Linked DNA regions of Homo sapiens: region 2 is linked to region 1. A link is a loop called in an ENCODE intact Hi-C map of the cell type or tissue named here. Cell type or tissue: gastrocnemius medialis. All regions are shown on one strand. Links, peaks and the distances in the headings refer to the core of each region. The heading gives the core; the rest is flanking DNA.

What was found. Hi-C counts contacts between places; a loop is a spot of excess contacts. Peaks named below come from ENCODE experiments on the same cell type or tissue, not always from the same donor. Only the 100,000 strongest peaks of a DNase experiment are listed, where the experiment ranks them.
Region 2: it touches region 1 in a loop (2.1-fold over the local background); 3 of 110 quality-filtered maps call a loop at or near these places.

Annotation. Positions count from the first base shown.
Region 1 is chr3:152,404,463-152,418,831 of GRCh38, reverse strand. MBNL1 (muscleblind like splicing regulator 1) reads right to left here. Exons shown (of 10, transcript NM_021038.5): 3 at 3,721-3,891. Among named protein-coding and RNA genes, the nearest start is that of MBNL1-AS1, 140 kb to the right of the region's middle. In gastrocnemius medialis, for the core only: no CTCF peak of the experiment used is centred there; a DNase peak (open chromatin) is centred at 5,371; H3K4me3 peaks cover 1,051 bases; H3K27ac peaks cover 8,000 bases.
Region 2 is chr3:152,336,004-152,351,292 of GRCh38, reverse strand. All of the region lies in intron 2 of MBNL1 (muscleblind like splicing regulator 1), which reads right to left. It also overlaps the pseudogene TMEM14EP. Among named protein-coding and RNA genes, the nearest start is that of MBNL1-AS1, 74 kb to the right of the region's middle. In gastrocnemius medialis, for the core only: no CTCF peak of the experiment used is centred there; no DNase peak of the experiment used is centred there; H3K4me3 peaks cover 1,952 bases; H3K27ac peaks cover 8,000 bases.

The DNA of each region.
Region 1 (14,369 bases), core at 1,718-9,717:
GGCAAGAGAACGGTGTGAACTTGGGAGGCGGAGCTTGCAGTGAGCTGAGATCACACCACTGCACTCCAGCCTGGGCAACAGAGTGAGATTCTGTCTCAAAAAAAAAAAAAAAAAAAAGATTGTTAAGACCTTGTAGGTAATATATTCCAAACTTTTCACCATTTGTTGAGGAAGGTCAGAGATCTCTCTCTCTCTCTCTCTTTTTTTTTTTTTTTTTAGAGACAGGGTCTTATTCTGACACCCACATTGGAGTGCAGTGGTTTGATCAAAACTCACTGCAGCCTCAACCTCCTGGGCTCAAGTGATTCTCCTGCCTTAGCTTCCTAAGTTGGTGTCTTGCTATGTTGCCCAGGTTGGTCTTGAACTCCTGGCCTCAAGTGACCCTCCTGCCTCAGCCTCCCAAAGTGCTGGGATTACAGGTGTAAGCCAGCACACCCAGCTAGGTTAGAGATCTTAATGAATCAACCAAGGACCCTGAGTTGGCCAGTGGTGTGTCTCCAATTAGGTGCTTCCACATCATGAGTGCCAAAAGCAGAACAAGGTGGTTAAAATCCTAGCCTTGCTACTCACTAGCTGTGTAACCTGAGCAAACTTCTTAACCCTTCTGAACTTCTCAGTCTATCTCTAAATTTAGGGTAACATTACTACTTTAAAGGATGGTTTGTGAGGATTTAATATACAAAAAGTGCCAAGTGCAGTAAATGCCCCTAATGTATTGTATTTGTCTCAAAAATTTTAAGTCCGGTTTCTGATTCTTGGCTTGGTACATTTCAATAGAAGCTCACAAAGTGTATAAAAATGGGAAACCTTCCTACAGATCCCTGCATTCCCCAAGTTAGCCCAGTGTTGTGCTCTGAAGATATTAAATGTATAGACCTCGTCACTCACAATTTATGAGAAAATGAGAACCCAAACTTGGTTGCATAATAACCCAAGCTTAGTGGCATATTTCTTGTAGCCATCAAGCCTCTAGCTGCCTTTGCTAATAATCTGCTGATATGTGTCCACTTCTATGCCCCATTCTATGTTGCAGCCTCTGTAACTGGGCTTGTGTTCTGGGTGCTGGTTATGATTCCTTTGAACTATGGAGCAGGTAAACTACTATGAATCTCTGCCTGTTTTTCTGGTGTTTCGGAAACTCCTTCCTTCATTTGTTCTTTCACTCATCAAGTAATTATTGATCTCTGCTATATGCCAGGCATAATACTAGATGCTTCCAAGTTTGCTTAGACCTTGCTGTCTCCCTCTCTCCTTCCTGCTCCTCCAAGGTTTGGGAGCTAAACTGGCCCTAGAGAAGTTAGATGCTGTCACCTACTTGACTAAAAGTCTTGTCACTGCTCAGATACTCTGAATACTGCTGATGGTATGGAACTGCTCATAGTATTTATCTTCTTTGATATGACTACTACCTGGGTTGGATCCAAGTTAATGCCATGTCTTCAAACACTCATCTGTAAGTAGTGGCCATTCTCTCTGAGTGGCAACCCTTTTCCACATTAGTCACCTGGCTTCCTCTAGTCCTGTTACAATCCCTATTTGTAAGGCCCACATTAAACTCCCAGTAAGCAGCTGATTATGACCATTCCATTCATTTCTGAATCTCCATGTCATTACCCTCATCAAAACAGGGCTGACTACAAAAAGGATAAAAAAGTCTCAGGTGAGGTTTTGAAGGCAAATTTCCTGTACTAAAGCTTTCTCTACAGTCATTAAAGTCCCAAATGCCTTAAAATTGAATAATTAAAATGATTTCTGTACTTATTACAAAGTCATCACTCTGAATAAAGTATATTTTTAGACAATGATCTCAGGATACCTTTAGCAGAAGGGTAATTCCACATTCAAATCTAGTCATATGAGGAAAAATTAACATAAAGCCTGAATATGCTCACAACTAATAAAAATAATTTCTTTGTCTAAGCAGAGAATTTTCTAACAAAAGCATCAGAAAATGTGATGATTGTTCTCATGGTTTCAGAAATCTGTGATTTAGTGATTTCACGAACAATATATTTGTTACTAGTATTTCAAAGGGCATAAATATTGTTTACAGTTTGTCCCAGGATTGCACACACGACATCCTAGAATGGCCTTCAGAGTAAGACTCAAGGGCTAGGTCAGGAAATGTGGTGGCCAGTGTTCTCTTCCATCTGGGAACACACTTGCTGATCTCAAAGGTGCTCCCAGTCACAGAGAGGGTACAGCCTGGTGGTAAGCATGCTTTAAATGTTTAAGTAGAACAAAGTATCTTCACATCAAGGATAGGCCTTAGAGGAGCTAAGGTGGTAGCCACCCTAAAGACTTGTCTGATCTTTGAAACTGTATGTGAGAGCCAAGTGCAAATGAGACTTTTGTCCTACATGTTCTGTTAGAGAATTATTATAGCTAATTTTTTTAACCAAATGGAAATCTTCATGCTATCCTAATACAGCCATGTGAAATTAGTAGATGTCACAAAAATAACTTTAAGCTATCACATTTTTAACTGAGCCTACAATCATAGGGGAAAAAACCAGATCAGGTTAAAACAGACACATAATTAATTATATTCTCTCACTTCAACTGTATAGAACTGATAACTGGTATCACTGCCCATGTAATGTGGAGATCCTCCCACCTTGAAATGCAATCCCCCACTCTTTTTTGAAATGATTGTTGCATAAAGTTCTAAAAGAGAATAATAATTACATTGAGTTCAGGTTTTAGAATGTATTCGGAAAAAAAACAGCACACATGCTACAGTTAGCATAGCAGAAAAACATGGGTCTTCACATTCCCATGACCCCACGATACTGCATATAAGCTAGTGACATAAATTACTGACAGATATATTCTGATAATTGCAAATTTCAACATGCATTTGAATTTAAATGTAGAATTACTATATCACAATTAACGTCAAAGCACCTTTTTCAACCTAACACTAATTCTTATAATAATCTTTCACATTTTGATGAATAAATATGAATAGAGATTATTAAAGTCATTTATTACACACATACTCCAGAAATCCAAACAGTTAAATAGAAATGTGTGTTTCAAAGCAAGAGTCACCCACATATACTGCTCAGCAAATACTAAATATCTATGACCACCCAGTTTTTCAACTTTAGCTCTTTAAGCCCTCAGAGTTTCAGCCTACCCTGATTAATTCTTCTTTAATGAGACCTCCAAGTCTATGATATTGATTTACTACTGTCAGAATTTTCCTAGCATTTGTAGCTATGAAATAATTTCAACTTAAATTATAGAAGAACAAGAAAGGTACCTTTTCAAGAAAAAGAACTATACACATTCTTTTCAAGGAGGGAGGAAAGGGAGAACTATTCTCAAAATTAAAGACTATACATACCAATTTTAAATATCATTATTACCTCTGAAGGTGGCTGAAAATGTATATTGACTATACCGGTGAGTTAGATGATCATTGTAACACAGAGCATTTTAACATCTGCCAGTCTTGGGATTTATTTTGAAGAAAAATTTAGAGGAAAAAAAATGCTATAATGTAAATGTCCACATGATTTAGCCAGAAAATGAGTGCCTACACAAAGTATAAATTGTTCCAGCATTTGACTGATACTTAATTTTGCTAGAAAATGGTAAGGCAACTGAAATTGTTGCCTGTGTTCATTTGATCCGGTGCAATAATCACTTTAGTACTACAACTGAGCACTTTGAATCAAAAACTTAATGAGTGAAGACTGAAAACATGCTTACCACGGGTTGTAATGGGGCACCAGGCATCATGGCATTGGCTAGTTGCATTTGCTGGGCCAACATGGCCATGTTCTTCTGCTGAATCAAGTTATTGCGTCCATTTATCTCCAACTGCGTTTTTAAATGTGGGGGTGGATGAAGATATTTGCAGTTCTCCCTGGAGCAACGGCCCTAGAGAAACAAAAGCAGCAAACATCATCTTAGAAAAGAATAAAATCAGCAAATTATGAAAAAAATATAATGCAAACCACCCACTTGAATGTATCATTGGTTTTTCACACAATGCATTGTCCATATCATTTGATCATACATTTAGAACAAGTAATGAATTCACCAGAATGTACTATCAATATGAGAGGTTGAGACATTTAAAGAAGTTTAAAAGCTTAAAGAGTTTCAATTATTTTAATAATATTAGCATTAACATTTCCAGATTCAAGTTTAAAAATCTACAAACTGCTAGGGTAATACTAAAACATAGAATATCAAACAAAGAATATCAGGCTTCTGTCATAATATCTTCCTGGTTAAATTTAATGATTTAAGAATCCAAGTTTTATATTTTATTTTTACTTGTACTGAAATCTTAGGAAATGAACTTAGAGGACTCAAGGCACATTGTATCTTCAGTAAAACACCTTTATAAGTATCTAATAACAAATAAAATTAAAATTACTACTAGGCTTTACCAGTCCATGTATTAGGAATTTACAATTGAAAAGAAGAAAACTCCCATGTGTTCCCACTGTATATAGAGATTAATAAGTATAATGAAATACTGGTGAAAAATGTGGCCTTTAACTTTTCAAAGATAAATCTAGTCTTCTCCATTTTACAAAATCTATGAAACAATAAGAAATGGATATATTTACCCTCCAAAAAATTTAAAAAATGGAGAAACTAAGTTGCTATAAGCCAGGAATGGCGGTGCACTACCTCTGTACTCTGTCCTAAGCACTTCATTCTAGTACCTTCCTTGAATATATACCATCCAGACCATCCTACCAACGAACATAGCCTGGACTGAAATAATGGAGATAAATCATACATGTTTAGTAATCTTAGCACTTTGGGAGGCTGAGGCAAGAGATCTCCTGAGCACACGAGTTTGAGACCAGCCTGGGCAACATAGTGAGAGCTCATCTCAAAAAAAAGAAGTTACTATAAAATCATAAGTACAAATATACCTTCCTTTTGGATAATTCTTTTTAATAAAATATTCATTAAAGCCTATAATATGTAATATGGTGTGAGGCACTCTACCCATATTATTTCAACATATTTTCAAATCATATCAATAGTAGCAGATCTCATCAACCACCTTGACAACTTCTTTCACCAATAAATCTAATTAAAACTGTTTACAAGCAGTAGAATAAAAGAAAGATTAATTGAAGCCATCATTCACATTCTAAAAACACCAATTTAGTATAATTGAACTTTATGCTATAAATTGACTCTGATGCTTATACTTATGATAAAATCTGTCATAATTCTAATTTAAATGATCGGTTTTGGCTCCTTTTGTATGAGGTTTTTAGGAATGTCTCTACACTAGGCTAGAATCATAGGATACTGCTTGTTATTTTTACAAGCTTCATGTAATACTTGAAATCAGTAGGCAGCAGGGGACAGTGGATAGCAGAGACCTTACAGGTCTCATGAGCTGGGACAGAGGCCTAGCTCTCTTACTCATCAAATGCATGAACTGCATAAGGAGCTAACTTCTGTAAGCCTCAGGCTCTCTATCTAGTACTGAATTATTAGAAAACGTGTATCACTGCCACCACAATTTAATTTGTGTATCAAACAAAAGAAAAACAAAACATTGGTATGAAGATGATTTTTTAAACATCTTTTAGTTATGGCTATTGGTATGCTCACGAAGTAACATATATATTAAACTTATTCCATATAAAATCACCATGCTTGATGTAGGTTGGGATCATGAGCATGTTATTAGCTTAAAAGTGTCTTGATACAAAACAACCAAAAACAACCTTAGACTCGCAAGATAAACCACAGAGTAGGACTGGCAAAAATAAATAAATTCCTGGATAGCATATGGTCTAATTTCAGGGATATTTAGTTGAAGTCTCCTAGAAAAAGCCTGCTTTTTCAATACAAAGAATAATTTGGCTGCAACAGAAATTCTTGTTCTCAGTATCTCCGCATCATAGTTCTTACTAAAACTGGATTTCTTTAAATGCAGGTGAGAGGGGTTATGGTCACCACGAGAATTCACTTCCCATCAATTCACTCACATCGGTTTCTATAGTTCTGTAAATAGTAGATAGATAGCCCTGGGCCATGAACCAGACCTTCCAACACTAACTGTGGTCTTCCTAAGCACTTCATTCCAGTACCTTCCTTGAATACACACCACCCAGACCATCCTGCCAATGAACATAGCCTGGACTGAAATAACAGAGAGAAATCACGTGTGTTTGGTATACGTATATTCTGCATCAGTGCATCTCAAAACTTTTACAAGACGCTCAGACTTTTGATTTTCATTCTGAATATATGACATCTACTCAGGAAAAATGCTGTTCTCCTACATTTTTTATCTATGGTACCTTTCTATGCTCAGCTTGATTTGACTGTGTTGAGCCCTTCATTTTCAAAAAGCTGTGTTCCTAAGAATCAACTGATATTTGGTGAGAACGTATACAGACTACCAAGACTCTCCCACAGAGAGCTGTGACCACAGGTTTGAGGGCCCAGAAATTAACATTTTAACAAGCATTCCAGGTGATTCTGATATAGCAGAAAACACTACAAAATACAATTGTGCAAAGCCAGATAAATTTTCATTTGACATGTGTGGAAAAAATAAGAGAATAATGTCTGCAAATGATATTAGATACACTTTGCTTCTTAGGAAGTTTAAAACATGTTTAATACTGATTCTGCTGCTGAATGATTATAGTTTGACAAAGGAAAAAGGTCAAAAATAAGTTAGAATATACATCCTCCATTAGAATTGCCTAAAACCACCAGGAACATACCTTCCTTTGAGAGTTAAGGTAAATACTATGTTGGTATGTTGCCAGCTTCATCCATCTCTGAGCCCTTAGTAGCATCACACCTCAATAAACATTCACAGAATGAATGAATGTTCATTTCTTACTAAATGCCTCAAGATGAATTCTACTCTAACTCTATTCTAGAGACAATGGAGATAATAGAAAAAACTAAATATGATACCAAATCTTGGTTCTGAGTTGTACTGACCTAATGATGCTTTCATTAAGAGGTCAGTCATTTAAATACATGATAAAGCTAGCCACATAAAAGAAAAAAAGGAAACAGAAGCAGGTTTGTAAGTTTCACCAGGTACGAAAGGAGATTTGTATAGACATTCAATGTTTCTGGCATCATAAAATCTATACAATGACATTACATTTTAAAAGTCTAAAAACAGAAATTCATCGGTATCTAAAGTTCACATATACAGACTTTTATATTGGAGCTACTACTCTAAATCATTTAGAGATTTCACTTCAAGATACATTAAATTGGGCTGCTAGGTTAATGCGAAATATAAATATAAATATGTCTTCAGTTTTTTTTGTTTTGTTTTGTTTTTGAGACGGAGTCTTGCTCTGTCGCTCAGGCTGGAGTGCAGTGGCGCGATCTGGGCTCACTGCAAGCTCCGCCTCCTGGGTTCACACCATTCTCCTTTCTCAGCCTCCCGAGTAGCTGGGACTACAGGTGCCCGCCAACACACCCGGCTAATTTTTGTATTTTTAGTACAGATGGGGTTTCACCATGTTAGCCAGGATGGTCTCGATCTCCTGACCTCATGATCCACCCATCTTGGCCTCCCAAAGTGCTGGGATTATAGGTGTGAGCCACCATGACCAGCCATCTTCAGTTTTGATAGGTACAGGTAGCTCCAACTATTGAGATAACTGTATAATTTTATCAAATAGAGCTTTGTTCAAATTGTAGCTATGTTACTTATTTGCTGTGTGACCTTGTGGAAGTTAGTGAAATTCTCTGAGTGGTCACATCTTTTCTATATAATAGTAACAATAACATCTCATTGGTGATGTATGAAGATTAGTAAGACTACAGGCCATCCTCACAAATGGCACCTGTCGTAATAGGCAGCCAATAAATATTAGTTACTTTCCTCTTCTAAGTTCTCAAGCTAATAACAAGCAGCAGTTGCTCAATTTAGCAGCGTATCTGTTAAACGCTCTAAAAATAATACAGGTAGCAAAACCCAGTGACAATGCATATCAGTCATCAATAATGTAATAAAAGCTTGGCTCTTAATCAATGTGTATTTGCCACATACACCAAGAAAAAGTCTCATTGTAACACATTTTTTACAACGTTACGTTTCTGTGCCTTGCTTTTGTTGATTACACTGAAATCTTACTTTTGGAGAGCTGTCCTGCTGACTAGCAGGCCACTCTATAGAGCCTACATAGTATTAGGTTGGGGAAAAGTAATTGAGGTTTTTGCCATTAATGGCAAAACTTTTGCCCCAGCCTAATAGATCCCTTAGGCTCCATTCAAGGAGGCTTTTAAAATAGAATTAATCCAACAAAGATTCCAAAGACATCATTGCAATATATGCAGTATATATTTTAAGGGAAAGAAGGAAAATTAATAAAATATTGGTCTACACCAAGTTCATTTTTTGTAATATTTTTTCTGTACTTTTCAATTAAAAGTAATCTGTCCAAAAAAGGCAAAATTTCCCCCTTGTAGTCTTAAAAACCTGTATGAGACCAATAACAGTCATTCAATAAATTCATCGAGTAATTTCTGAAGTTGTAAGTTGTTCGATTGTGAATTTAAGAATTATCTCATTAGTCTTTCAAACTGCTATAATTTTTTTGTGGCTATAATAAGGGAAAATATACATTTAGATTAAGTGTTTAATCCTCCAAATAAATGTATGATTCATTTATAAACATTACAGTTTAATACAGTATACCTTTACATTACATATGTACAAATATAGTATATATATAAACTGCATATGTGATATATATAGTAAGATATAAATTATATAATGGAAGCTAGGTAATTAATAGCCAATCAAAATAAGAATAAAACTAAATGAAACTAGAGATGGTAAGTTAGAAATATGAGAAAGCTATTTTCTAGCTATGTGCAATGCAATTACAAACTAGCTAATTGAAAACAAAACGATTAGAAGTTGGTTGGACTTAATAAAGCAAAAAATATCAAAATCCCAAATGAAAACTAATTTTCCATTTTTAATTATATTTCTTCTACTTAAAAGGAATACTGTGATTTGTGGAGTCAGAGTCTAAAGACACATGTTATTAAGCAGCCAAATGGTAACTATGTGGCAGGATTACAATTACCAAGTTCTATTTAAGTAGACTCTGGAAATAAAGGAGCAATGGGAAAAGTACAGGGCTACTAGCTTATATTCATAAGTCTTTTCAAATTTTCATTATGGTTTTCTGGTAAGACTGTTCAAGCTATAATTATTTATTTAAATTGTTAAAACCAAGATTTCCTTTTGGGATAGCTGATATATGCAAATGTTTTTGGAGCACTTTCTGGGTATTCATTGCTCAGATATTGCCCAGAAACTCTGGCTAACAAGTTTGGTAGTTAGCTATTGAAAATTCTTACCATTTTTTTTTTTTTCAGCTAAGATGATACAAATATTTCAGAAAATTTTTGCCAAAAATAGTAACATTGGCAGTCAAGCCATATTATTTCACACTTGCAAAAAATGTTTTTTATGGCTCTGCCATGCTTTTTAGTTATCAATTCTAATGCCTGGGTGAATAAACACACACACACAAACACATACACGTATATAAAATATTTATTTAAAAATTACAAGTATCTAGTGTTAGAAAATTTATGGCAGCTTATAAGGTGAATGATTTTAAGAGAAAATTATACTTCACATACATACAAATATAAATATGCATGCACACATATATACTTCAGGGTTATGTTTTCATTTGGTAGATATGAGTTTGATTCACTCTAAGAATCACAGTTTACTGGCTTTTGCAAGTACTGAAAATAACTGCATCTAACACGAAGTATATTGTTGCTCTTAAATGTATATTTCCTGATAACTCACTTGTTTCCGTAAAGGACTTGGGTTAGCTTACAAGAGCACATACATCCTAAAAAGATGTTCACAATTTCTCAACCTCAGCACTACTGACATTTTGGGCTAGATATATTTTTGTTGTGGGAGTTGTCCTGTGCATTGTACTATGTTTAGCAGCATCCTTAACTTACAACCACTAAATGCCTATATTACCCCTACCCTCAGTTCTGATAAACCAAAATGTCTCCAGATATTGAGACATGTCTTGGCGGGGAGGAGGGAGGACAGCATCACCCTTTGTTGAGAGCCAACCGCCACTTTACACCTCATGGAATTTAGTGGGGGGCTGTATTCATCTGCCTGGGATATCATAACAAAATACCAGTTATACCAGTATCTAGTATACCAGATTTTATCATAACCAGTTATAACAATAGTTATCATAATACCAAATATAACAGTGTATAATTATGCATAAATACACACTTATATACTCACCCCAATTATGCACCTATTTCTAACAGCAGCATATGTATTACAAACAGATTTTGCTTGTGTTACAAATTCAAAACTTAGGATATATGACATAATTTATATTTCATGTTTTATTTGAATAAACTCTTAAGAGCTTTTATAGCACTATAAAATAAAGCCTAAAATTTTTAGAGTAGTTATAACAGATACATTACATTCATTTTTTTCTTTGAAAAGTCTCTAGGGAGATTTCACTGTTTTGATGCTGTTATTTGTTTTACAAGTAGTATACTATACCACAGAGTAAATATACATAGTATATATCCTGTTAATAAGTAAATATTATGTATCTACTATGTTTAAATCATATGTTAAACTATGGAGGAAATATATTTTCATATTAACACTATTGTTTTTTGTTTTAAGTTCTGGGGTACCTGTGCAGGATGTGAAGGTTTGTTACATAGGAAAACATGTGCCACAGTGAATGGTTTGCCGCACCTATCAATCCATCACCTAGGTATTAACCCCAGCATGCACTATTTTTCCTACTGCTATCCCAATCCCCCTCAATCTCTTGCCTCGCCCTCCCCAACAAACTCCAGTGTATGTTGTTCCCCTCGTGTCCAGGTGTTCTCATTGTTCAGCTCCCACTTATAAGTGGGAACATGTGGTGTTTGTTTTTCTGTTTCTACATTAGTTTGCTGAGGAAAATGCCTTCCAGCTCCATTCATGTCCCTGCAAAGGATGTAACTATGTTTCTTTTTATGGCTGCATAGTATTCCATGGTGTAGGGATATCACATTTTCTCTATCCAGTCTATCATTGATGGGCATTTGGGTTAATTCCATGTCTTTGCTATTGTAGTAACACTAATTTTTCTATTAATGTTTAAATTCTCAAATATTCATGACTCTTTAACCTAAATAAGTAAATAGGATTTTTTTATTACATAATTGTCTGTGTTTAGTATCATAGCACCCTTGTACTTATTTCATAGTTTTACCATCTTTAAAGGCAAGAAACTATTCTTTAAATCAAACACAACTTCTACTGTTTTGATTTCTTCATTGGTCTTTCAGGTAACACCAGCAACAAATGCCTAGCATCCCCACAGAAGGTGAAAAAATGAGGCAATTCTCTTATTTTGCTAGGCAAGCAATCTCTAGTCTTCTAAATTAAGGTAGATATAGCAATCCTAATCAATATTTAAAGCTTAACTTTCTAGATGTAAATTGCTATTTATTCACCCAATCAGCGTAACAGCAAATGCATGGAGCTCAATTCAACCACAAGAGCTGGGAGATTTTTTTCGTACCAGTGAAACAAACTAAAAAAAAAAAAAAAAAAAAAAAAAAGAACATATTTCCACTGATATAATCCCAGTTTCTTTCAATTACTTTACCACAGATATAAAACATGTTTTCAAATGAAACACAATATAAAACAAATGTAGATTTTTCCCCTTTCCTGGTCCTGTGAAAAGTTCACACAAACACACACACACACACACACACACAGTGGCTTAACAATTATTGAGACTGCCAATAAAAGAAAGAAAAATACACACATACAAATACACACACAGCCTATTGAGTTCAAATTTGTAACTTTACCATGGCCTGAAAGAATATAATGTAATAGATTCTTTTTAACGGCATTAAACATTTTTTCATCAGTGCATAATCTAATCACAAATGGGATTTTAGGTTAGACTTTTCTAGCTACTTAAACAGCCCTCTTGAGTATTCAATAGCTGTTCTAGGCACTATTTTGTAGAACACTCCTAAGTTTAATGGTGAAGATTCTCAGATACTGAAACCAATAGCGACATTTACGATATCCCAAAATATCCTCACTATTGACGCAATATCAACACACCCCCACTCAAACACTGGGATACTATGACTTTTTTTTCCCCAGAGAACCTAAGAGCTTTAATTGCACAATTCCCATTAATCATCTTGAAAATGGCATAACTGAAACTCTACACTTCTACAGAACATTATGTAATGCATGAGAGTCAAAGTAGCTGCCACTGAGAGGGCTGAGAAAGGGAAAAAGGCAACAAATCACACACACATTCTTGTGACAAAAAATACCACTTTTTTCTCCAGCAGCTTTTGCCTGTGAGAAATCAGATACACATACAACTGTTGCAGTAGCAGTTATTTCAGCACACAATTTTAGCTGATAGTCATCTGAAGAAATCTTAATCTCCTCAGAGTGGGCCTATAAGGCTCTTCTATTTAGAGTTGCTTGTGATGGGATGCTGTAAAAAGAAAGTCTCACTTTTTTTTCATACCTATGGCCTCCTCTATCCCAGAGAATCTTAGAAAAGTGTATCACCACTGCTGAGGTTAATGCTATGCAGGGCTTAACTGCACCTATTGTCTGCCACTATTCCATAGTCTTCATAGGCTCCAAAGACAGATCTGACCACCATCCCTGAGCCAAACCAGAGTCTCTATGACCTTGTGAAAGCCCAGTGACATTTGGTAGGTGCCAGCATCATTGAACACTCCAACATTTGTTGGCTGCTTTTTTTATAGCATCATGAAACTGGAAATGGCAGATCACTATGTTTCTATTATTTTTAAATTGCTTCATTATTTTTTCAGTACAGCAACAATCAGATTTCTAAACTGTTTGTAGCTGAAATACTTCTGAAGTTTTATGACATCCAAATCAGACACTTTTCAATCTTGGCTAATAGTTAAAAGCCCTAACATTTACATAATAAATGTTAGCGCTCTATGTGTAGAGCATGCCTTTCAGTGGAGAAACACAAAATGTGTTATAAATATTTATCCAATTTATCATTGTACCATTACTAGGTGGATTTACAGTATGACTGTCTCTATTAAATTTCTAGAGCTTTCCTGGGGATAAAACAGAGGTAAACTTCTTAAGTCAAATGCATCCAATTTTTCTTCTAACAATCTCTTGAAAGACTTATTTAAGCAGTTCTTTACAGACTGCTTAAACATAGTTTAAGACTAGTTCCTAGTACATTTACAAAGCAAAAATGCTCCAACTTTAAATCTCTCCTTCCCTTCAGGAAGTACTGACTAAAAACCAAAAGGTATATTTTTATTATAACACAGGAATAATAAAACTTACATAGTGCTTCCTATATTCCAGGTACTGTTTTCAAAACTTTACCAATGTTAATTCCCTTAATCCTCTCTCAGTATTACTGGGAAGGGTTGTTTGTAACATTTCAGTTTTTCTGAATACTTAAGTACGACAAAACAAGTGACTGAACCCAGGCAGTTTAACTACAAACTAGGTGCTCCTAATCATTACTGTAGGGATATGTATTTGTACCAAGTGTATCCCACTTGATCATCTGTAAGTTGTTTTGCTTTTGTTTAATCATTGACTGCTAATACTAGAAACAGATGACTCTAGGTCAGAACCAAATGGAAGTCTTCAACCCTTTTGAGTTCTGCAAAGGAGAAGATATTTCATAATGTAAGCAACTGAATTTGGAGAAGACTAATCCACATAGCATTTCCAAAGTGTAATGGGAAAAATTTAGATGCTTTTGTAAATTTCAATTTACTTGTCATTTTTTTTTCCTCAGAGGAACCTGTCTTACAGTATCAACAATATTTTTAAGAAATGGAACACCAAAGAAGTTAAAATATTGCTTCATATTATCTACTTCAATAAGAAACCTAGTGAAGCAAGAGGTTCTTGGATTATCTATATATTTCACTGACATGCCTCTTCAATTTGGATATAACACAAATAATGAAAAATTAATTATATATAGTTATATATTATATTTAGATATAAAATAATTTAAAAACTATTATATAATGAAAAAGTTATATATCTTTGTGTGTGTATATATACATACATATATATGTAAACATACATACAAACACATAAAATTAAAGATATAAAGTTAGACAGTAATATAGGATGGTATGTTTTAAGGGGCAAGTCTTTATTGAGAAATATAAAAGTAACTAAAGGAAATCAGAGAGGAAAAACATTTTGGTTAAGTCAGCTTGAGAATAATAACATCATTACTTAGTATTTATATGAGGCATTTGTTGTATTTGTACCTGCTAGATCCCACATATCCCTACAA
Region 2 (15,289 bases), core at 1-8,000, 66 kb after region 1:
TCATTTGTTTGACATAGTGGTATAAACCATGGCATTTAACAACTATTTGCCTTGCAAATTTTTGTCTTTTCATTTTTTTCAGTTAAATGTTTCTACTTATTACAATGAATTATAGTTACAACTTCTATCTGGCTTTGGATATATCCACTTCTGAACTCTAAGTTATGTTTTGTTATGCAGTAACTTTATTAACCAAAAACAGGAAAAAAAAAAGTCTGATACATAATAATCTGCCCCATTCATTAGAAATTGAGGACTTGTTTTGGAAACAGCTTTTGAGGTTCACCTAGGTAGCTAATTAGTCATCAGCCTTGTACTATGATCGATAGGCAGGGCTATGAAACTTCTTCCCCTAAGAGCACTGACTTCGGGGGTTACCGAAACACATTAGAACACATGCATGGATAAAACATGTCCTCTGCCCTCATGAAATTCTATCGAGATGGGTCTATAAGTCAAAGTTAAAATAAAATATTTTTAAAAAGAGTAAAGAAAGGAGTGTGGACCCAAGGCATGGAACCACCCAAATGACAAGGATGACCAAAATGCAGGTAGTATTAGGGAATGGAATCTGGCTAAGCACCTTCATTTCTGTCTCTCAGGAAGTTTTTGGTTAATCTTCCATTCAAGGCCAATCTCTCTAACTCACTTTTTCTTAATCCCTTCTCATCTTCTCTGATATTTCCCTATTTTAGCGATTTGTCATTCATTCTTTCACTCTCCACTGACGGCTGCCCCTTCCCTTAGTGAAAAAGACATGCTTCCACTATTCTGCAGTGGAATAACCCTCACTGCTCTACAACAACCTCTTCTGTGCTGAATCCTTCAGCTGACTCCCACTTCTCTTATTATTATTGAATTTCTTTATAGAGTTGTCTACATGTGTTGAGGCCTCATGCATTACCTCCCAATTTACTAGTGACTCATCTTCTTGGAATCTGGTTTACAATCTGAATTCTACCTCCTCTCTCCCAATTCTACTCATCTGCTTTCAAAGATTACTACTGTCCTTTTAACAGCCAAAGTGATTTTTTTCTCATTTCTTGTCTTCTCTATAGAATAACTAGTTACTTTCTGAATGTTTTTCTCTTTTGCCTTGGCAAAGCACCATCCTCATTTACCTGCTATGTATTAACCTACTCATTCTCTGACACTTTCTTTTGATTTCCCTCCTTTCTGACTGCTGGTTATAGAGAGATGCGCCAAGGTTTGTCTTTAGATTCCTTCTTCTTACTGTACATTCTCTCTGGGTATTTTCTTCCTATCACAGCACTATCAGTCTGTGTAAGAGGGTTTCAGATGTTTTTCCTTAAATTCAACCCTCCCAAACCAATTACATGTTCTCCCTAAAAAGAAAGAGAAAACATCAATTTTAACACCTATATTTCTTATCTTAGCAAAGGGCAATGCTCCAGGCCTAGTCATCCCAACTATAAATCTCAAGGTAATTTTCTGCTAACCTTCCTATCTACATGATGAGAAATGAATGATAAAAACAGTAGCATTAAAATACACACATACACACACACACACAGACAATTTACTGTGCCCACTTTTTAATACTTTTTTGAAAGCAACACCTCAATTTTCCTGAAATATCTTTGAGTGGGCTATGTAATTTTATTGTTTAAGATGGACCGCTATGAAAAAAAGGAACTAAATACTTTCTTATTATTAGGATGACTAATGGATAAGTCAGAAATTATATCCAGCACTTCCAGTTGAGTGATTTCCTCTAGTTGCAAGAGTAAAAATTTTTTATAGTGCAACTCAGAAAAATTATACACTAGCATTTCAATAATCTGTTCAAAGTCAGTTTCCATTTTTTTTCATTTTTTAACATGCCATGGATATGTCACATTCAGCTATTCTTTTAAAAATAAGATATGTTTCCAACTGTTCTATTCACTAAATAACACCACTGATGTTTAGTTTTTTCAATATTGTTTATGTACTTTCTCAAACTATGAAACAAGACATTGTAGGTAACTTAAGTCAAAATCTAGCCCCATAAATCAGCACTAAGATAAAGGCAATAGATACAAATAATTACACAGTAATCCCTGAAGAACTGTTATTCAAGTATTTCAAACATGTACAGTGTGCCTGTACATACATACTCTATTTAGCACAAGGGATACATTCTTAGGGAATGGGCCCCAGGAGAGGTCTTGATAGCCAGAATTTTTGCTAACCTGATCTTGCTTCCCTGTCAGCCAAAGTTCTTCCCTTCTCTTCAAATTCCACCTCAGTTTATTTTTGTAACCATGCATTCTGTTCCCAGGAGGTAGTAAGACTTATTATGCTCTCTGTAATGTCCTAAGACTTCCAACAAGCCCTAATCTCATATTTCACCTGCTTCCCCAACCTTTTTCTCAAGCACTTAAAAACCTTCTATGATCATATCAAGTCCAGTGCCTTTTTCTACACCAAAGACATTCAATACACTTTGGATATTGCTGCAATTGCTGCTGCCGGCTAAATGTTAAAAGTACAAAGTACTCTGTCTTCCTTTAATAATCATTACTATCAAAATCAAATGAAAATGGGGCTAGAAAACACACTAAATTCTTCTAAACCGCTATAATTTTCTTAACCCACTTCAGTTTATTTTATTTAGGATGTGATTACATGGGCCAATGTTTATTTTTAGGATAGTACTAACTGCCCTTTTGCTTATTATTTGTGTTTTCTCATCTCCTGATTCCCAAAAGCTCTGTAAATGTAGAGTAATTCAACCTACATAATAAATTACAACCAAAAGATTATGACTGTACTATAACAACTGCCTATTACCACAAGAGAAAATGAGGAATTTCACCAGGGTTCTTTAAGTGAATTCTTTGTAATACTTTCAAATAAGTATTGTTTCCTAAAAATAATAAACAGGAAGAATAATGTGTTACCTACTGAGTTTATCCATTTACTTGTTCACTTATTCACTCACTCATTGATTTCCACTAGCACATACTCATTTATTCAGTAAATACACATTGGCTTATCCACCTGTTTGAGCAAATAAAAATTTTTTGTTGATATAGCAACTTCTATATTCTCTAGTATCTGTTAAAAATACATTTTTCTCCATAAGGGACAGATGCTTGTTTTCTGTTGCCTATCTCTCCTCCCATTACATTCCTTTTCTCTTTTGGAAGGTATCTAACTCTTTCAAGCAATAGAACTATCATTCTCAAAACTGTAGACTAAATGGTAAATATCATCTTAATTTTTAAAATCTATGACTCATCCTGGAGGAAAAGTCTGTATTCTTTTCACCCACCTGTTATTCTAAATAGATTAAAATTTATACTACCAATTATCCTTATAAAAACAATAATTACATTTTCAATTTTACTGTTCATGAGAACAACATACAGTTGTGGGATTCATGAGCAGAATTCATAAAAATATTGACTTTCACAGTATATTTTTAAACATGCATTTATATTGCTTTTCAGATAAATGAATTATTTCACAGAGATGAGTATCAGTTTACAAAAAGTACTGTGCTGTGCATTATCTTTATTAGATTTGTTCAACCAAGGAGTCAAGATGGCGGCAGGTATACTTCCGAGAAAACATGACACGCACAGAGTAACATGGTGATCAAATGGGGACCTGTCATAGGAAGCCAAATAACTGACTCCAAGTCCAGTGCTTTTTCACACTGTCTTCTTACATGATTTTCTGTGTTCTTTGTTGTAAAGCTCCTGACTTCCATTAAAAATGCCAAACACATTGAAAGCTTTCAGTGTAAACTGACCTGATGCTATAAAGGTCGACATATTTGAGCAATAGGCAGAAAATGGCCTATTTGAAGACTTAAAAGACATAAAACCTAAATTTAAAATACATTTGATATGAAAACTATAACCTAAAAGTGACTAAAAGTATAATTTTAACTCAATTTGAGGTTCTATAAAAATATATTTTTTTAAAGTGTCAATTAATGCTTTTAAAATAATCCATTTTTTTCATGTTACTTTTCAACTCATGGAAAATATTTTTAAATATTTTTGGTTCTCTAATGAACACAAATCAAACTTTCCTCTGAGTTGAAATTTCCTTTTTAAAGGGAACTCTTCTCATGTAGCAATCTTAATACAGTATAGTTGGCTGTTCTATTGTTATATGAGTTTTCACTAAGCGTTTGTTTACAAATATGTCAGCATAGCTCCAAAATTATAATTACACTAAAAAGCATGAGCTCAATCTCTCAATCCTAAACTTTGAAATTACAATATAGATAATTTATTCTTATTTTTAAAAAAATTTTTGTAGAGACAGGGTCTTACTATGTTGCCCAGGCTTGTCTCCACCTTCTGGACTCAAGCGATCCTCCCACTGCAGCCTCCCAAAGTGCTGGAATTACAAGCGTGAGTCACCATGACTGGTTTTTTTTTTTTTTTTTAATTAAAGTGATTTGAAACAATTTGGTAATGCAGACTGGGACAATGTCACTATACCCACTGAGGTAACTGAGACATGAGAGCTTTCCAACCCAAGGTCAGAAATCACTGAAACAGCTTATGAAACCCTCACTATTTTAGTGTTTTAAATTGAGAATGCTGTATTTTTCTCTTGGGCAACAGATAACCTTCATTTTTGACGTAAATGATAATGGTGGCTTCACATGGCCCAGGCAAACTTCAAAACAAAACTGTAGGACCACATTTTTCTAACCTGAAAATAAGTCATATAAGGTACAAATAAGTAAAATTGGAATTAAATTATTCTAGGAAAAATATGTGGTTATCTTGTATCTAGTCAGTAATCAGATTTATTCTGTAAGATAATAACTTAATTCTCATAAAATAAACTCTTCTCAGAATAATGGGACAATATGAAAAAATCAAGAAGGAAAACTGCGTTTTTAAAAATAATGTATCTCACTTATGTGAAAGGTATGAATATTTAAGGAATATAAATAAACGATGATTTAAACAGATAGTGGTAGAAATTTCTGACTCTATGACATTGAGATGCACAATCTATTTTGAGTGGACACAGTTGAGGATCATCTTCTAAGTTTTCCAAAGCGGCACTATACTACTGCAAACACTGCCCAAGGACATAACTTCACATTGTTTTTTGTCTTAAGCTTAGCTGTCTCACCTCATTCATCTCCAAGCTTTTGTACAGTTTGGACCCCATCCTGCCACATGAATCCGACCTCTGGCATTTGACATCTTGACTAGGAAAAACTTCCACTGACTTACAGTTGTACTTTTTCCTAAGACTGTCAATTCCCATCAGTCCTACCTCATAAAATAGGAAGCTAAATAACCACTTCTGCTGGATACAAAACATAACACAAAAAGAATAGCAACAAACAAACAAACAAACAAAAATCCAGCCTATTGAACACTGTTCTAAGTGGTTTATTAACTTATTTGATCCTCAAAGCAATCCTATTATTCTATTATTAAAACTCATTAAATAAAGATTAGAAATCTGAAGCTCAAAAAGGTCAAGTAACCTACCCAAGGTAACACAACCAGTAAACGGCAGAACTAGGGTTTGAGCCTGTGTTATCTGGCTCTAGAGCCAATGCTTTTAACCATAAAGCTAAACCAGTACTGTACCTTTGCAGTTCTACTTGGAAATGATGTGAAAATTAGTAGTTTCTGCAAATTATGTCTAATGTATTATCAATGTTTTACACATACACAGAGCAGTTTATACAGCTGTCTCTCTCTCTAAATAAAAACAGTATTTTAAAAATATTTATTTGGCTTGTTCCATGTGTAATTTTTTAAATTGCAAGATGCTTTAAAAAATGCATATATCAAAGTCCTATTTCCACATAGGAAATCAAGAATGGTGATGATTACCAAACACTACTCACTTTATTTATAACACTTCCCCTCTTGGTGTTGTCACTTTTATTTCTGATGACAAAATTCTCCTCAGGGAGAGATCCCACTGATTTTATTTGAGCCATTCCATCTTACGCTTTTAAAGGAGTAAAATAAAGCAGATTAAACTGCCAAGGACACATCCAGGATAAGGGCAGGGAAAAGAAAAGCTGGTACTCAAGGTATCTAAGTTATTTCATGTGTAAAGGGTTTTACGATGAGTTTAACTTTTGGTAGTTAATACATACTGCTTCAATAGTAACCCAAACATACTACCTAATTAAAACTCCCACAGTGAATTGCCAAAATAAATTAAAAACAGGCATTAGGAATTTAGGAAAAAAAAAAGTCTCCCAGGGTAAGTGAAGTAAAACAACGTTTTCATGCCCAAATGGTATGCTAGACCTACATACAATTCAGGCATACATAGCCATGAAAGGAAAGAAATAGAGAATTACAGAGAATTAATGTCACGTAATTTCTACTCTAGTATGACTCTTTTACAGTAAAAGCAAAAGCATGGGTGTCTGTGTGTCTTTGTGTGCCTTTCCATCTGTATGGACATTTGTGTATACAGAGAGAGCAGGAAGAAAAGAACAGCAAAAGAAGCCACTTTACAGGCACATCTGAAAATAATAATAGCACAAATGGACTCTATAGTCTACAAAATAAGGTACACGTGTAAGTGATAATTTCTCTCTACATTTAATATTTTACTTTCACAACAATGTATGTTTTCGAAAGCGAAAATGTTTAAATGTGTAATATTAACTTAGTGCTTAATTTAAGAGACTCTTCTTGAGAAACCAGAAAGTTCCACACTGACAGGAGCACTGGTTTAATACATGGCCTTTTTCAAATTAAGAAGACACAAATGTTCACGGAAACACTTGGTTTGAGTTTTACTCTCAGTTTAAGTTTTCTAAACAACCTTCCTTCAGGTGCCAGCACACAATATCCAGGGTTTTAATACAAGGTACCAGTGTCTCTGGCTTTTGATATACCACGCCAAATCACTGCAATACCTGTTAGGACTACCTAAAATCACCTTTGTGGCAACCACTAAACTTTGCTACATCTCCCATTAGTACACACGGCATCCTGATTTATCAGAGAAGGCACAGTTAGGGCTGAGAGGTAGTGTTATAGTCCGAAAAAAAGTATGAGTTTGTGCTTTGTGTTTTCTTTTGTTGTCTCAATAGACCAAACATAGTTAATTCTCTTTGTTCTTTTTACTATGTTTTATGTTTTTTAACTTAGATTCTGACTGAAAGATGTTTTCACCATATTTCTGGGAAACATATATCAAACAAGTAGTAAAATTATAGTTAAAAAACAAACCTCAAAGTTATACCAGTCACCCCCCAAAAAAAGGTCATCTTTTACACTTCCACTCTTACTTCCCCCATCATCCATGTAAGTTCTTAACGTTCATACATACAAATTACAATTTTATAATATTATAAACATAAAACCCTATTTAATAACTTATTTATAAGGGAATATATCAATGACACATTTATAAATACATTTTTCCTCAAGTCTCTGGTACCAAATTGAGTTTCTAGTGCCAGAAATATTATTTTTCACTGTATGAAAAACTAATATAAATGGATTCCAATGGCTTTCAATTCTTTAAATATGTCATCTGCTTACAACATTTTTTAAACAATTTGGAATACTTTATTCCTACATTTATTGAATAGGCTACACTGACAGTTTCAGTTTACTGAGTTCCTAAACCCGTCATTACAAATGTTATGCACCCTCAGCTCCATGGCACCCACCCCCATCCCCAGGACATCCTATGCTTTCTGCACTGCAGCCTCGATTTCTAACCCCTTTGATGGCTTGGGATCCTTAAACAAGATCTTCTGTACCGTTTCTGGATCTTATGCTCTTATTTAATTATCAAACATGCATTGGGTGCCCACTATTTCCCAGACACTGTTCTAAAGTTGCAAATAAATATTATGATACACATCCTCAACCTCAAGGTGTTCAGAATCTAGTAAGGCAGGCCAGACACTTGAGCTCCAAGAATTCAAGAAGTCCCTGCTGTGACTAGCATTCAAGGTTAAACTCTGGCATTCAACTCAGTCCAGGTAACTCTCTCTCTCTTCAGGACTGGAGTCCCAACCGTTGGTTTGGGTTCTGCTTCAAAAGAGAAAGAACACAAGATTGATAATCCCATCATCTGCTTAACAGGGGTTATTTCCACCATCTGGTTTTCCAATGCTAGTCACTGACATCAAGCCAAGACTGAGAAAATTTGCCCACATCTCTGGAGGTACAACCACCCCATATTTGGGTCAGTCCTGATCTCTGATGCCTTCTTCCCCTTTCTCCACTGACCTTTCAGAGAGGTTAAATGGATTTGACAGAGAAAGCATACAGACTGTTCAAAAATGGAAGATCATCTACTAAGATTATATCCATCTCTAAGACTTTACATGTTTATGATTTCACTAACTATGCATCCCAATTTTGTGAATATATTTTTAAAGAAACATTTATATCTATATCAATTACTAAAAGCCAACATTTATTGGAGCTCTTTAATTGTATTAAAATTTATTATCCATGATAATGCAATACAACTGATACTGTTTTTAGTTTAATATGTGTAGTTAACGAACCTCAGAGGGGTTAACTTGCCTGCTGTCACACAATGGAAACCTCAATTTGAAAGTTTGCCCTAAGCCACTAAACTATGCTACTTATCCCTTCAGCACATACATGACATCCTTATTTACTCATCTAAAAGTTATGGTTAGAGTTGAGAGGTAGTGTTATAATCCAGAAAGAGCACGAGTTTTGCTTTGTAGGTCCTGTTGTTTGTGGAAAGTGTGTGTGTGTGTGTGTGTGTGTGTGTGTGTGTTTTGTTTAGTTTCCCAGTAAGACAGAGTTGGGCCTGAATTCTGACTCAATCTTTTTCTAGTTGTGTGACCCTGGAAACATTACATAATAACATCAATAATTTATTGGCTATTTTCTATATGCTAGCCATTGTGCTAAGTGCTTGGCATACTCTGTCTCGTAAAATTAAATCTTCATAAAAACCCTGAGAAGGAGACAATATTATTCATATTTTAGACAGGGTGGGATTATTGCTGAGAGAGGATAGGTCAAATAGCCAGCAAGTGAATGGCAACCCAAAATTGAGTTGGAAGGAGGTGCAGACAGAATCCCCTTGCTGGTACCAGGCTATGAAAAGGGTTAGGACTGATTTGAGAACTGGCACTCACTGCCAGATTTACAACTAACAAGGACCTCTAAGGATGGATGGACTCTGGAGCCACACTTCCTGAGTTTGAATCCTGTGTCCAGCTGTGAGGCCAAGTTTCTCTTGGTATCAGTTTCCTCACTTGTATAGGTGAAATAATGCTAACTACACCTCAAGGTGTTTTTGTGAAAAATAAATAAAATAATCATTGTAATGGGACTGAAGGTAAAAGGTAATCCATACATTACTACCATTAACTAAAGACACCATTTTAATTTTGAATAATTCTGATTCAGTGAGCTTTTATTTCCACCTAAAAATAATAAACAGGAATATTTTGTTTTTGAAGTGAAACAGTCCCTTAAAGTACCAAAAATGTCACTATCTGGGCTCATCCCTATATTTGCCACCTCTTTTAGCTGCTCTGTACACACTTTATTTTTAAATTTATTTTCTACATGGATATGCCTAATGAGGCTGAGAAATTTATTACAACAAAGGAAATAATCGTATCATAAAAGGCTTATATTTGACATTACTCAATCTCAATTATAAACATTCTCCTCATTGCCTACCGGTATGGACAGCTCCCATGCTCTCCAAAAACAGAACAGAACAGAAGGGAGAGAGGAAACAATGGGAATTGAGCAGTACTAGTCTTATGAACAGAGTGATGGCAGAAATTCTTATAGAAATTATGACTGCGATTGAGACCTTATTTTGAGAATTAACACTCACTTCTAATACTTTCAGTGATTAAGTACTTCATACTGTTTGTGAATTAAGTGTTCTAAATTCCCACTCTAAAAGTACTTAAACTATTTTTTAAAATTAAACTTCCAAGAAAGAGAATTCATAATTTACATTCTTATATTTGTTTCATTTCTTGTCCCAAGGGAATTTAAGAGTTCTAGAAATAGAAAAGACAAAATGCACTCTATAGACAAACTTGCAAATAATGCTAACCACTAGCTTGAGACTGTGCCACACATTTTAAAAAATTATAAACTCACTATAAGTGTTAATAAAAGCATGAAAATTTCACTTTTCTGTTTTTATATATGAAAGAATTACCCATTTTAATGCACTTCAAAACATTTCATTTAGTTATACTTTGAAGTCTAGAGGGAATAAACTTGAATGTTTTCATATATGAATAAAATGCTTTGTTAAACATCTTTTCATTTTAAAAAATAAGCATCGTACAGTTTGTGTCCCCTCATCAATTTACCCAGACCTTCAGGAAAGTGGTATAGGTGCAGGCCTGCTGCAGTCTCCTGTCTGGAGAGAATTAGAAGAGAACAATGCAGATGGACCCTGGCCCACAGGTGCCTTTATACTGGCTTGGCTTTGTCTATGCAGCACTGGCTGCTTTAGGTGGGATCAGTGGTTATGCAAAAGTAGGTTCTGTCCAGTCCCCTTCTGCTGGATTCTTCTTCAGTGAGTTAGCAGGCCTGGATGCTTCTCAGCCATCACGGAATCCAAAGGAACATTTGAGTTCTCCCGTTTACATCTGGGATCTTGCTAGGTATTATGCGAATAAGATTCTAACACTCTGGAACATTTACGCTTGTGGGTTTAGTTGCAGGTGCCTGCTGATAGTTTCCAAACTTGGAAGTATGTATGGTGAACAGATCCTGTCAGTTGTAGCTATGTCTCAGCTTGGACTCATGAAGAATTAAAAATCTCCCAACTTCCACTATTTTTAATATACTCTGAGAAATAAGTCTATAAATTCACATAGTCTGATATTTTACTTAAAAAAAAAATGGAACTGAACTTGGCAGGAAAAAACTCAGTCATTGTCATTACAATCTTACAGAGGTGGCAAGTATACACCACAAGAGATTACTATTGTTCAGTTTTTGCATGTTGATATTATCTCCCCTTTTTCTTTTTGAGACAAGGTCTCACTCTATTGCCCAGGCTGGGGTGCAGTGATGCCTGCAGCCTCGACCTCCTGGGCTCAAGCAATACTTCTGCCTCAGTCTCCTGAGTAACTAGGACTACAGGTGCCTGCTACCATGCCCAGTTTTTTACTGTTGTTGTTGTTCGTTTCTTTATCTTTGAAGAGACAATGTCTTGCTATATTGCCCAGGCTGGTCTTACAGCCTCAGGCAATCCTCTGGTCTTGACGTCCCAAATTGCTGAGATTACAGGGATGAGCAACCATGCCTGGCCTTTTTATCTCCTCTTTCTGTGTCTATAGGTAAAATCTCAAGGTAGAAAATAATAGATGTCAACACTGGGGAATCTGAAACCTCATGCCCTACTCAGAAGAAAAACACGAAAGAAAAAGCTCTTTGAGATTTAGGGTATCTGTTCTTTTGCTCATCTTACAGCACAGAGCTACTCTGAAATTATGTTAAATGAAATATCAATAAAAATAAAGTTTACTAAAAATAAAAAGCATCCTTAATAAACACTGTCAAAGATCAATATTTTTCATTTTGTTCAGCTATGAGTAAACATTTTCCTTCATTTTTAAAAATTAAGTTGCATTTTTGGCCATTGAAATTAAAGGGCTCCAATGTGGTAGTAAGCTAATAGCGTTAATTTCAACAAGGGGAAACCATTTAAGGAATTAAGTTAATATTGAAAAGAAAACAAATGGGCGAAAAAAAGAAGACCTAAACTGACAGTAAGGCCAACAATGATCTCATATTAGAAGAGGTGTCTTAATATCACTTCACAGATTACTGCCTGAAAATAGAGGCGGGGGAAAAAAAAGAAAAGGAAGGGGGCACTGAATAACAGCTGTCACAAACTCATAACACTGAAGAGGTGTTTTGTATTGTTAACTTAAGATGCTGCTGATCTCTCTCCCCTACCCATCATACACACACACACCCTTACCACCTCTCCACAAGTATCCTCCATTCAGGTTATTTATATCCATATGTAGTGAATTTTTTTCCCAAAAAGTTTTTTTATTTTAATTTTTTTCCCTTTAAAATCTAAAAATAAAGCAAGAAATCACCATAGTTAGAATACTAAGCAGTAACTTTTGACAAAGGACAGTAATGCATCCCTAGCACTACCAACTAAGATTTGAACTGCTCTTCTAATTCCTTTTGAATTAATTATGGATTTAAGAATTTCAGCTTGAAGAATTTGAAGATATATTCATTAAATGTTTTTGGTTTTAAATATTAACACAGAGGCAAATAAAACATCGGTATTTGAAAAAATAATTTCTATTTTATCTTTAACCATTTTAATTCTCAACAAGATTTCTCTTACTAGATATACAATGCAGATTGTGAAAAAGTGCTTCACAGAGTCCGAATAAAAAAAATTGAATATTTAAAAATCTGTTCCATGCCAAATTTAATATAAATAAAACTAATGTGAATCTCACACAAAATTCCTATAAGAGTTTTTAATAAATAGTTCCCTAAGACTCATATTTTGGTTTGATCAAACACAGAGTTTCCCAAGGACATTCTTTAACTACTAACTTATATTAAATCCATAGCTACAGGGTTTTGTTTTTAGCTTCTAGAACGGCTTCCTAGAGAAATCAGAATCTTACCTTTACATATCTTCTGGAGAGGTTTCTTGGTGCTTTGAAAACTCCTGAGGTCTATGTCAAACAGCCATTCTCTTCCTCCCAGAGTCTTAGGGGCTTGGAGAAATCCCAACACCTGCTGCTACCACTGAGTGTCCAGGCTAGGAAAGTTTCAGGGTTTTGACAGCAGGATCACTGAGCCACAGCCAAAGCTTGGGAAGCCTTAACAACTGAAAGCAAGTGTAGAGGGCAACATGGTACCCAGCACGGTGCTCAACTGTAGCAGCAGGGGGAGGAATATTCCCCGCTTTCACAAGGGTTTAGAGGCAGCCATCACAGAACCCAAGGTTCTGTCAATGGACAGGGCTAAGGAAGTGGAGACATGACCACGCAGCACAACACCCTGGGAGAAGAGGAACAATTGGCACAGAGCTCAGGTAGTGCTTGAAAAGAATCACCAAGATTCCCGCCAGAACACAAGAAGCAATGGAGAAATGCAACAAAATACATGGAGATAGGCCATTCTAGCATCCCATACATAAGCCAAAAACACGGATGAAGTGGGTATGGAGATTTAGTTCTAGAAAGAAAAGTAAGGAATACATATTATAGCATGCCTACGGCATTTATGGTTAAAAATCTAATAAGTGACATAAAATTATTATATCTTGTCATCGCAATATTTAATTTACAAATACAAAAAAAAAATCCCAGGGTGCTGATCCGCAAGGCAGCAGAAATTAAAAGGCAACATTATTGGGAATTAGATGAGAAAACGGAAAGACAGAGAGAAGGTTAAACAACTGATTTTTAAATTGATAAATAATTAAAATTGTTTTTAGTAAGTACAATATACATTTTATCAAACTTATCACTTTCTGTTATGATCAGATGAGGCAGACGGAAGAAATTCAATGAGATAAGAGAAGAATACAAAGAAGAAGCAAGTAGATAAGCAGTGCAGAGATGAGAAGAACAAAAGATGGAAAAAGAAAAAGGATAAAGAAGAGGAAGGACAGAAAATATAACTAATTTAGTTAGTTGGTGTTTCTTTTCCTTTTTTTTTTTTTTTGAGATGGAATCTCACTCTGTTGCCCAGGCTGGAAGGCTGGATTGTAGTGGCGCAATCTTGGCTCACTGCAACCTCCACCTCCCGGGTTTGAGCAATTATCCTGGCTCAGCCTCCCAAGTAGCTGGGACTACAGGCGTGCACAACCACACCCAGCTAATTTTTGTATTTTTAGTAGACAGGCCTTCACCATGCTGGCCAGGCTGTTCTCGAACTCCTGACCTCAAATGACCCACCTGCCTTGGCCTCTCAAAGTACTGGCATTACAGGCGTGAGCCACCGTGCTTGGCCAACTAATTTAGTTTTGATGCACTGTCAGATAGACTAATCACTGTCTAAGATTTTCCTGAATCTCTGCTTCATGTTATGCTTTTCAAGGAGATGATAATAGCTTGTTAACCACCATTCACAGCTCTTCAACTACTCACAAGCCTTCAAGAACTCACCTTAAGGAGCCCACTGAATATTAAATATTAAACAGCTACAAAAGAGTGCTACTAAGACAATTTTGCTTTGATGAGCTGGATAAAATCAAGTCAGAGGTTCAGTATAAACTCTGACAGGACTTTAATAATTCCTAATATGTATGAAATGAAAATGAAAATGGTCAAAATCATTTAGGAACTCTCAATTTTTCAAGACTCGAAGCAAATTAACCATGGACTTTATACTTGAAATTAGTAAAGAAGAAAAGCTATTGCCTAAAAGCAGTTATGTGTGTGTAATTCTTGACTTCGGATATCTAATTTCTTCTATTCCAAGGTATTTAGTTCTAAGGTAACTAAAATAGTAACAGTAGTCTATTTTACTTTGAGACAAATGGTTCAAACTATCCTGTGTTGGGAAAATTGATTTCTCCCCTCACCTGCAAAATATATATTCTAAGTGACACAGGAAATAAAAGCTATCAAATAGCTTGTGCAAGGTTTACTTCTGTCTGATAAGTCACTAAGAGTTAGACATTGTTATAAAATGAAGTAACTCCCACCTTATGACATGTTAAGTACTGCCTAAGCAGTTAGTATTTTAAATTTGAGGGAACTGGGATTTTATAAGAGAATGAGGAATCTAAATTTTCCTTTAAAAATACTTTTTCATCTTAGAGACAGTGCCTAAGGTTAGATTTTGACTTAAACTAAACTTAATTTTTTAAAAATATAATCATGTCAATGTGATAGGTTTGAATGCAGAAAGATTGTGTAAGCCTCTATGGCAGAATCCAAATGGAGGCTGACCTTTTTTTAAAGGTAATAATTTGACTTTAAATAAAAAATTAAAAATCAATTGCAGTTTGTATTCTGCACCTATGCTCTTAATCCCATTGGTGAAAACCAGTTTTTAACAATCTAAACAACAAAAATGAAACAAACCCCCAAAAAAGTGGAAGAGAAGTAAATAAACATTGTCAATCAGAAATTGTAGGTTTATTCACTTATGAAGCTCTTCAGATTACATTTTTGAATAAAAATTATGTTGTTATTAAAGTATCTTACATAAGATCAGATCATCTAAACAAAGGTTTTCATAACTGTTGTTAAGCATCGCAAGGGGAAAAATTTTTGATGAATGTGCTCACAGTTATATTTCCAGCACCTAGTTTGCCTAGCAACATAGTAGGTGCTCAA